Regions from separate parts of the Homo sapiens genome. Here region 2 is linked to region 1. A link is a loop called in an ENCODE intact Hi-C map of the cell type or tissue named here. Cell type or tissue: adrenal gland. All regions are shown on one strand. Each heading gives the region's core, and the rest is flanking DNA. Links, peaks and the distances in the headings are about the cores only. Region 1 overlaps TMEM200C (transmembrane protein 200C). Region 2 has its middle 39 kb from the start of LINC01387.

The links. Peaks named below come from ENCODE experiments on the same cell type or tissue, not always from the same donor. Only the 100,000 strongest peaks of a DNase experiment are listed, where the experiment ranks them.
Region 2: a loop joins it to region 1, with 4 times the contacts of the local background. A loop is called at or near these places in 13 of 110 quality-filtered maps.

The regions. Positions count from the first base shown.
Region 1 is chr18:5,887,867-5,893,243 of GRCh38, forward strand. TMEM200C (transmembrane protein 200C) reads right to left here. Exons shown (of 2, transcript NM_001395400.1): 2 at 1-4,291. The coding sequence starts at 4,197. The coding sequence ends at 2,332. It overlaps MIR3976HG (MIR3976 host gene), which reads left to right. Exons shown (of 10, transcript NR_172496.1): 9 at 1,214-1,307. Among named protein-coding and RNA genes, the nearest start is that of TMEM200C, 5.0 kb to the right of the region's middle. RefSeq lists a silencer at 2,697-2,916 and an enhancer at 3,434-3,961. In adrenal gland, for the core only: a CTCF peak has its summit at 2,966; DNase peaks (open chromatin) are centred at 2,805, 3,675 and 4,205; H3K4me3 peaks cover 2,099 bases; H3K27ac peaks cover 1,131 bases.
Region 2 is chr18:6,469,854-6,475,230 of GRCh38, forward strand. No RefSeq gene overlaps it. Among named protein-coding and RNA genes, the nearest start is that of LINC01387, 39 kb to the right of the region's middle. In adrenal gland, for the core only: no CTCF peak of the experiment used is centred there; no DNase peak of the experiment used is centred there.

The sequences.
Region 1 (5,377 bases), core at 130-5,129:
TGTCTATCTTCAGAAAAAAAATCTAGTTAAATTGTTCAATGGTTAAGTTAGATATTATCTGATATGGAACTAAGTTTGTGAGATATAAACAGTATTCTGTCCACCCCTCCTTAGTTAAGCTAAGAGGTATTAGCTTTATTATTTGCTAAATGTCACTTAGCATTTGATAAATGTAACATTTACAGTGCATTCTCCGAGGACTGGAAACAGTATTGTAGAACACCAGAACCTGTTTTCCCCTTGAAGTAACACGCTATCTCAGTATATAAATTACCCAGTACCCAAGGTAATGGAGAAGAAAACCTAAGGAAGTTTGACATTTACTTTGGAAGTGTGATAAAGCAATTGAGACTGTTGAAATTTAACACTACCTTGAGGTCTTATTACACTTGCATGTCACTCCTTAGTGCAAACTCACTTTTGCTTTATAGAAGAGCCCAATATATTAATCTACAGCCTTAAAGTGAGTTACCGGTTTAATGCAGATCCAATCTGAGAATAAATTAGGCCCTTTTAAAGTGTATTACAGAATGTTGAGCTAATGGTAATTGACGACGTATATTCACTCTTTGCCAAGTTGTAGGTACAAATGTGATATGATTACATCCAGGACAAGAGCCTGAATTTAAGTAAGGCTTTTAGAGCTGAAGATCATAGAGATTATATCATCTACCAGAGGCCCAGAGGGATTAAGTGATTTGTCTAAGGTTATACAGATAATAGGTGGATATCCCAGATTTCAGACTAGACTTTCTTGAGCTCAAGTTCAAGGAAGGTCCATTCTTCTACACTATGCATTCAGCAATATATTACAATGGTAATAATAATTACAATAACCCCCATCTATTGAATACATCCTGTGGGCCAAGGGTTCTGGTAAACTCCACACATATAAACCCTCCTCTGACCCTGACCCTGTTCTATTCCTCTCATAGCTCCATGAGATATGTCTGGTTCTCTTCATTTTACAGAAAGATGACTGAGACTCAGAGTTTGTGACTTGTACAAGGCCTCACAGCTAGGAGATGCCAACAGCTGGGTCCAATCTCAGCTCGGAATCTGCACTCTGTCTACAGGACTAGCGCTTTGCCCAAGGAGACCAAAATGAAGACATCTTGTCTCCTGGTCTTGAAAATTAACTAATTCACTTTTAATGACATCAAGTGTAAACAATCTACCAAATTATTAAAACATTATCTTTTTGTCTATGTAGGCCATGGATCAAGACCATTAACTTATAATCAGTGATAGCCAAGAGGATGGGAAGAGAATATTAAGCCTGGTGCTCTGCAAATTAATACTTGCAGGTAAATGAGAAGTATCATAGGCATATTACTATTTACTTAACGTTTCATTCTATTTGAAAGAGAAATTCCCAAATGTTAAATACTACCCTACATTTTAAGCTTAAAAATACGCTGGACATGCGACAATGGTGCTGAGTACTTTGGGGGAAGATCACAACAGTCCTGGTAGCAGTGTCACAGCAAAATATTTCAGAGGTACCAGATGAGCTAGCTCCAAGGCAAATGAGGCAATATTATGTTTAACTGTTTGTTCGGAAACTTCTTTTATTAAAAAAGATTTTAAATATTAATGCTATTTTCAATACAGGTGTGATAACACTCAATAAAGCATGGTGTACTTGATATAAATTTCGGAATGTAACAGTCCATCTAGTTCCTGGTCCCCTCCAGTCTCCACCACATAGCCTAGTAGCAAAACGTACACACCCGTTTAAAAATGAAGAAGCTTTTGGGCATTGGGTGAGCACAGTGGGGTGGGGCAAGGAAAGTGCTCGTTCCTGAATTATTCATGCTTTTGGCTTTGACTTCAGTTAGTAACATCAATTCTAAGAGAACTGAGACAAACTCTTCTATGTTCCGCAAAGGAATGGAGAAAAAAGCCTGCCATTCGCAAGCAGCTGTGGGCAAAACCAGCGCAGAGTACAGGGGTCGGGAAATGAGGGATTAAAAAAAAAAGTCGGAGTAAAGTGCACAGTTACTGTCAAAAATATATTATTTTGATCCTAAGAAAATTAAAAGATTTTATCTAATGGACTAGATTGCTGACCTTTTAATACATTTGGTTTTCATTGAACATACAATCACCATCGGACATAAAAAGACTAGTTTGCTTAAAAAAAAAAATCCTTGGAGTTATCTACAGGAATCTTGTGGACGCAATTCAAGGATAACATTCTGCAGCTCTTTGGATATTGAATGATGTCCTCGGATCAGTCCACAAAAGAAACAGGGACCTGTTAATGCACTGATTCAAGTGGGCGTTTCTCCCATTTTCTCTTTCCTCCTCCCCAACCCACCCCTTTCTCTAAATGCCTGTGCTTTCCAGTTCTTCTTCTACCCCTATGGCATGAGACCTGGAAATCATGATGAGTTTCTCCTTGTTTGTAAACTGCCTCTGCACCGGCTGAGGTTGCTCGGCCGTGGGTGGCTCCTGGCTGGCACCCTCCGGCGAGCTCTGCTCCGCACCCAGAACGGGGGCGGCCACAGCAGAGTCTCGCGTTTGACCAGCTACTGCGTCCAAGACCGACTCGGTGGAGGTGCCGGCCTCCCGCAGGGGTGTGTAGCCCTTATTGCTGCTGGATGGGTCATCCGACTGGGAGCTCCCGGAGTCCCGCCTGGTGGGGGGCGAGCCCTCCAGCCGCAGGGGTGGCGAGGGGGAGGCGGCCTTGGCCAGAGGGCTGGAGTCCGGGTCCGCACTCCCCGGGGAGGGCGGGGGCTCGGGGGACGGCGGCGCCCGGTAGTCCGGGAGCCCGCTGGTGCTGCGGCGCCGCAAGGCCGCGTACCTGCCGGTCCTGGGCAGGCGGCCGCCCTGCCCCCTGGCGGCGCGCGCCGCTACCGCGCCCTCGGGCTCCTCCGGCTCCCGGCGCGCCCCGCGCATGCTGCCCTCTGCGCCGCGGAGGTTGGTCATGCTCAGGTCGAGCTCGCCCCTCGGGATCTCCTGGGAGCCGCGTTCCCCCGGAGGCCTCTGCCAGCTGCAGCTCGCGCCCTCCGCGTCCCCGCCCCTATCGCGGCCCCCTTGCAAGGGCAGCAGCGCGAAGGCGCTCAGCGAGGAGTCCACGAAGGAGCTGGCCGTGCTCTGGCGCCCCCAGCTCTCGGGTGGGCTGCAGGGCGCCGGACTGCTGCAGCTGCTAGCGGCTGCGGCGGCGGTGGCAGCGGCGGCCCGGCGACTGCCTGCCACGCCCGAGCGCTCGCGGTAGACGCTGTACACGGCCTCGGCCAGGCTCGGGGGCTCCCGCGGACAGCGCGGGGAAGAGGCCAGGTCCGGCGGGGACGCGGCGCCCCGAGGGCGGCCGCCGCTCGGCGCCGCGGGGTGAGGAGGCCACGAGCCCTTGGCCAGCATCGCCGCCGCTCCGAAGGCGTCCCCGGAGCCACCGCAGCCCCCGGGCTTCAGCTCCAGGCCCCGCGACTGCACGTAGCTGAGGAAGCCGTTGAGCGGTATGGCCCCGGGGGGCGCCGCGGCGGGGGCAGACGACGACGAAGAGGCGGCGGCGGCCGCGGCGGCGGCCGCGGCGGCCGCCAGGTCTTTGGCGCGGAGGCTGTGCACGTCGATGACGGTGGAGTAGAGGTCCCGCAGGTTGATGATTTTGGTCTTCTTGTCCCGGTTCTCGTGGAGGACCGCGTTTGCGCAGATGAAGAGGAAGATGCCGATGCCCATGATGAGGGGCCCGAAGACCTTGAGCTTGTCAGAGTGCAGGTAGCCAGAGAAGATGCGGAAGAAGAAGCCCACGGACGTGGAGGAGGAGGACGGGGAGGCGGCTCGTGCTGGAGGCGTGCTCCTGGGCGCGCCCGCGGAACTGGAGTTGACACCCCCTGGAGCCCTAGGGTGGCTCCTGGACCGGTTTTTGCTGCCACTGCTACTGCTGTTGGCCGTGGTTGGGACCCGGTGGCTGCTGCCCGCAGGCGGCAGCTGCTTACCCCCCTCCCGATTGGTCCCGGTGGCCTTGGGCCAGTAGCCCACCACCGCCATGGCTATGCCCACCAGCAGCACCAGGATCCCACAGAGGGCGATGAGCCCTGAGATGGAGCACAGCTTCAGCTTGCCTTTCACCACCACCACGTCGTTCTTGCGCCTCTTCTTGGCTTTCCGCTTGCGCTTGGGTATCTGGCTTGGGGGGCGGAGTGGATCCTGCTTTCTGGCGGAAATCCTTAGCAGGCCGCCGGTGGCGATCATGGCGAGCTCCTGGAGTGCAGGACTAGCCTCTGGGATGGAGGCTTGCACAGGGAGGGCGCCAACTGCCCACTAGCTGCTCAGCCACCTCCTCCTGCTGCAAAGCAGAGGAAGACAGTCAGAGGGTGTCAGCTTGGCTGCAGTGACATCTCACGCTGCAGCTGCCCTACTCCCAGATCCCACTCCGTGTGTGCCCCCCACCCCAGGGCCTTTATCCACTAACTGAAACAAGGCCGTGTACAGAGGCTGGAGCCAGGTAGACACTAGGGAAGGGAAACGTTGTTGCAACAACTAATAGGTGGTTATAAAACATTGCAATAACTAATATGTGGTGATAAAACCATCTGAGAATATGCCTTCTTCTCCTCGCTCCCCACCCATCTCCTCCACACACTCCATGGTAATATGAGGGTTTGAAATGAACAATGGAGTTCCAACCATTAGTAAAACCTAAATGTAGGGACTCAAAGTAGTGGTTAAGGACCTCCCTGTCAAGATTCTTTCCCTCAGTCCTTCAGGAATTGGAAGATTTTTCAAGGGAGCTGTCACAGGAGTTTCAAGTCTCTCTAAGCTGGGGAATCTGTCAATGTGTGGCCCAAAGTCACTAAAACAGTCAGGAAAGTTACTACTGTATAAAGACAAAGGAATTTATTTCACTGGATGAAAATCAAAGGTCATATAATGGCAGGCAGGCGGTTTATTTACTTCAGATAATTAATAGAGAGTTCACCACTGGGGAAGCAGCAGAGATATTGCAATACTCTGACAATAAATCCCTTCACAAAGTTGTCTCCCACCTATGCCTGTTCCTACAGCTATGTGCAGGCAGATCCCTTGCACAGCCTTCTTCTCTCCTCTCAGCAACATCTGGACAGCTTCTTGGGGTGGAATATTTAGTTTTAGGTAACTGCTTATGTAACTGAGCTCTTCCTTCTGGCCTTCTTTCCTCCCTCAGAGGAACTCCCTTAAAGGTATCATGTGTCAGATTTCATCAGGGAATTTGAGAAGTCCCCTGGAATCTCCAAGAGAAAGATCTTTTTCTCATATGGGAAAATTACAATTAAAAAAACTAACACTCTGCCATAATAGCTTTCTGACCCCTTATTAAGGTGCCAAGAGCATGCTACAGAGTCCCAGTATTCAAATGAGTAGGCAACTAACTAGGTAAAGCAGTCTACATAAT
Region 2 (5,377 bases), core at 96-5,095, 580 kb after region 1:
TTACTAGTGTTCTTCTTTGTTTCTTATGGCTTCCAGTTACTACCTAGTGTCTTTTTATTTCAGCCTGAAGTGCTCCCTTTAACATTTCTTGTATGGTAGGTCTTCTGGTAACAAACTCCCTCAGCATTTTTTTTTTTTTAATCTGGGAATGTCTTAAGTTCTCCTTCATCCCTGAGTGATAGTTTTGCTTGATATAGAATTCTTGGTTGACAGTTTTGTCTTTTATTTTAAGACTTTGTTATCTCAGCGCCTTCTAGACTTCATGATTTCTGATGAAAAACCAGCTGTTAATTGTACTGAGGACATCTGGTATATAATGAGTCACTTCTTTCTGCTTTCGAAATTCTATCTTTATTTTTGGATTTTGACAATTTGGCTATTATGTTTCTGGGTTTGGATTTCTTTGAGTTTATCCTATTTGGATTCTTGGTTTGTGTATTTTCATCTTCAGTGGATTTGAGAAATTTTAAGCCATTGTTTCTTCAAAAAGTTTTTTTTGCTTCATTTTCTTTTCTTCCCCTTGGACTTCTATGGTCCATATGTTATTATGCTTGATTCCTTTCCTCAAGTTCATTAGGATACATTCATTTTTCTTCATTTTTTCCATTCGTCAGGTTGGATAATTTTAATTTTTTTATCTTCAATTTTTTTTATTCTTTCTTCTGACTGTTCACGTTGCTATTGAATGTCTCTAGTAAAATTCTAATTTCAGTTATTGTACTTTTCACCCCTACAATTTCTATTTGGGTACTTTTTTACAATTTGTATCTCTTTCTTGACAGACCCTTTTTGTTCATACATTGCTTTCTGATTTCCTTTGTTCTTTGTCCATGGCTTTTTTTTTTTCTTAGCTCTTTCAACATATTTAAGACAGTTGGCTTGATATATTTAACTAGTTATTCCAATGTCTAATATTCTTTAGAAATAACTTCTGTCAAATTGTTTTTTCCTGTGGATGGGCTATAATTTCCTGTTTCTTGGTATGTTTTCTGATTTTTTGTTGAGACTGCACTTCTGGAGTATTAAAATATGGTAACTCTGGAAATTTGATTTTCCCACTCCTCACAGATTGCTGATTTTTGCTTGTTGAGGGCTGGAAACATTCATTTGTGACTTTTCCAAACTATTTTTGCAAAGCATGTATTTCTCATTGTGTGTGAACACAGACATTTGTGTTCCTTTATCTCTTTGGTCAACTAACAAAGATTTCCCTGAATGTCTGGCTCCAAAAAAAATATTGTCTTGTCTCTTTAACTTTCCTGAAAGATGCTGCTGGAGGAAGTTGCTGCTGCAAGAGTGCCAAAATCAAGGCAAGCATTTGTACTGGTCTCTAAAGGCACTACCAAACCAATCCAAAAGCACAACCTCGTATCTTTGGAAGACAAGTTATCTGCTTCCCACTCTGGGTCCAGATAGCCACTCCAGAAACACATGCTCCTAACTCACATTCACAGCAGGGCTAAGGAATTTGCCACCATCTCTGGTTCATGCACACTGCTCACTTAAAAATAATCAGTTGCCTCTCCCTTTATCAAGCACTCCCCTAGTTGCTATGTGATCAATCACGTTCCAGAAATCCAAAGTAGCTGTCTCCAATTGCCCTTTCCAGCTCAATATCTGCTGCAGGTGAGGGATCTCTAATCAACTGAAGTACTCTAGAACTAGGGTGACCAGTCTGTTTAGGACTTTCCCAGTTTTCAAACTTAAAGTCCTATGTCCCAGAAATCCCTCCATCACAAGCAAACCGGTACCATTGATCACCCCATCCAAGACTCATTACTGATCCTCTTCTCTATCTATAATAACTCTTTTGGAATTCCATTAACTCACCTGGCTTTAAGTACCACTTATACCAATAACTCCTAATGTGTATCTTAAAGTTAGAACTCAAACCTGAACTCTTCCTGACATTTGAAAGGTCTGTTGACTTCTCAAATTTGTCTTGTTCTACATGGAACTCCTGATCTCTCTCCAAACCTGTTGCTCCAGTGCCTTCCCTATCTTTGTTGATGATCCCATCTGTTGATGGCAACTCCACCCTTCCAGTCACTCGGGCAAACTATCATAAGTCACAGTCTGTCATGAAATCCAATTGTCTGTATCTACATCATAATATCTCCAGAATCCTAACACTTATCACCATATGAATTCCCATCACCCTGGTCAAAGCCAATCATCTTTTTTGAAAACCCTTGAATAGATTTCTAAATGGTCTTTTTTCTTCTTTACCTCCTTCTTTGCATATTCCCAATATAATAACTAAAATGATTGATTTTGTTTAAAAAAAGTTTATTTTGGTAAGAACACAACATGAGATCTAATCTTTTAACAATTTATTATTATTTTTTATTTTTATTTTTTTTTTTTTTGAGACAGAGTCTCGCTGTGTCACCTAGGCTGGAGTGCAGTGGTGCAATCTCGGTTCACTGCAAGCTCCGCCTCCCGCGTTCACGCCATTCTCCTGCCTCAGCCTCCTGAGTAGCTGGGACTACAGGCACCTGCCACCACGCCTGGCTAATTTTTGTATTTTTGGTAGAGACAGGGTTTCATCGTGTTAGCCAGGATGGTATTGATCTCCTGATCTTGTGATCCACCTGTCTAAGCCTCCCAGCAAATTTTTAAGTGTACATTAGAGAGTTGGTAATTATAGGGACAATGTTTTATAGCAGATCTGTGTTTTCAAGGATGTGGAGAAAAGGGAACCTTTGTACAATGTTGGTTAGAATGCAAAATAGTGTAACTGTTGTAGAAAACAGTATGGCAATTTCTCAAAAAATTAAACTACCATACTACCATAAGATCCAGTAATCCCACTTCTGGGTATTTATCCGAAAGAATTGAAATCAGGATCTCAAAGAGATATTAGCACTCCCATACACATTGCAACACTATTCACAGTAGCCAATTTGTGGAAACAATTGAAATGTCCATCTGTGGATGAATGGATAAGAAAATATGGTGTATACATAAAATGGAATATTATTCAAACTAAAAAAAGAAGGAAATCCTACCATATGTGACAACATGGAAGAAACTTCAGGGCATTATGCCAAGTAAAAGAAGGCAGTGACAGTAGGACAAATACTACATAATACCACTTAGGTAAGGTACTGAAAATAGCCAAATTTATCGACTCACAGAATGGTGGTTGCCAGAGGCTGGTAGAGAGAGAGAAATGGAGAGTTGCTGTCCAATGGGCTTAGAATAATCCTTTAAAAATACAACAGTTCATGTCACTCACAGAGTAAGAGCCAAAGCTCTTACCAGGGCCTAAAATGTGTCATCTAGACTTCACAGTTCCTCTATGACCTTTGGGGTCCTCTCCATTACAAGGCCATCTTATTGCCTACCATTCTATGCCCACTAGAGCATGGAGATCACATACCCCACCCGTCACCCCATCCCTAAAGCAAAGAAAGCGTGAGGTCCTGAAGAAGGGTGACCCCATGATTAGGTGGCATGTTGATCCAACAGAGAGACTGGATGGACTTGCCTAGGTCACTGCCATTCCATGGCCAGCCCCAATGCATCTTCCCCACACACCCCAAAGAAGGACTTGACCTCATGCTTGTTTGCTCACTGCTGTCAAAGGTAGCCACATGCTTGCTGTAGGTGACAGCAGTGTACACAGGGACCCTTCCTAATTGGGTCTCACTTCTAAACCCTCCTTCAAGTAGCTATCACAATTAAACACTCCCATTCAGATTCTTTCAATCTGCAAGCTTACTCCTTACAGTCATCTGCTTTCTCGGCATTCTCATCCCTACGCTACTCTGCATATCCTTCCTGGTGAATGAACACTCCACTCCATTCCCCTTTCCCCACCATGACTTTCCTGTGCTTTCTGGGACTCCCACTCAGGGATCAGCAAATTCCTCCAACCCTTTTCTGAACATTCCCTCTACCACTTTGCCTGAATTGAAACCTGTCTAACCCCTGCAGGCAGTGACCCCCTTCAGTTGTCTCAGGCAGAAGCCACTTCTACCTTCAAACTCTGTTTATCAAGGTTGGGAGGGAGAATCTGTGCCTCTCTTTATTCTCCAATGCCACTTCCTGACCACAGCTCTCTATTCTATTTTTTGAGGTTTATAAAATTTAACTTGTAAATGGAAAAGGGAAAAAAGTGGCCAAAAACTCAAATCGAGAATACATTTGGAAGTAAATATCTTTTTCACCCCACAATTCAACCCCTCAACCACCCTTCACGCTTTCACATGTTGACTCCTGAGTGGGAGTTCCAGAAGGCACAGGAAAGTCATGGGAGGAAGAGAGGGATGGAGTGGAGTGTTCCCTCAGCTGCCTGCACATATATGTGCATGTACGTGGCAGAGGCACATGAACATCTGGGCACATGTGTACATACACACACACAGGCTGATAGTTACATCTTTACACTAATACATACACATGAGGACAAATACAAACATACCTGTGACTATGTAATGATTCACACACCTGTGCGTGCTCATATGCATGCTTGCTTTCATAAAATGAGGGCATGCGTTCATATTTTCAGTTTATCAACAAACTTTTTAAAAAGTATAATATACGTATAAGAAAAGTACGCAAATCAGCTTGACAAATTATCTCAAAGTGAATACGCTCATTTAACACTGTCTCGCTACCTGTGATTTTCACTTAACACTCCATTGTGAATATCTTCTCGACTATCATGTGTCCATTCTAGGATTGAAGGCACAATTTACTTAAGTAGTCCAAGATCTTTAGGCCTTTTCCATTGTTTTACTATTAGAAAAAATGCTGCAATCGTTACCCTTGTTCATGTCTTTGTAACCACATTTATGAGAATAAATGAAAGTGGAAATTCTGGGTTTCCTTGCTGTCTTTTATCTTTTTGAGACAGGATCTCGCTCTGTCACCCAGGCTGCTGCAGCCTCAATCTCCTGGGCTTAAGTGGTCCTCCTGTCTCAGCCTCCCAAGTAGCCAAGACTACAGGTGTGCACCACCACACCAGCTAATTTTTTGATATTTTGTAGAGATGAGGTCTCACTATGTCACCCAGGCTGTGCTTGAACTTCTGGGCTCAAGAAATCCTCCCGCCTCAGCCTCCCAAAGTGCTGGGATTACAGGCATGAGCCACTGTGCCTGGCCTCCTTGTTGTCTTATGGGAACACCTCCAGAATTTCCCTTCGCAGTTTCTCATTGGTTATTAGGGGACTTGCAGCCTATGGCTACAAGGCCACCACCCAGCTTTTGCTACTTTAGGGCTCCATCATACACACGGATGTTAATGAGCTCAGCTCTCTGCTCGCCTCTCCCACCACCATCCTAGCCTGTAGAGGAGCTGCCACTGAACTTCCTAGCGATGCTGTTGCCCCTCTCACCAAGGCCCATGGCCTTAATGGATGGGGTGTCC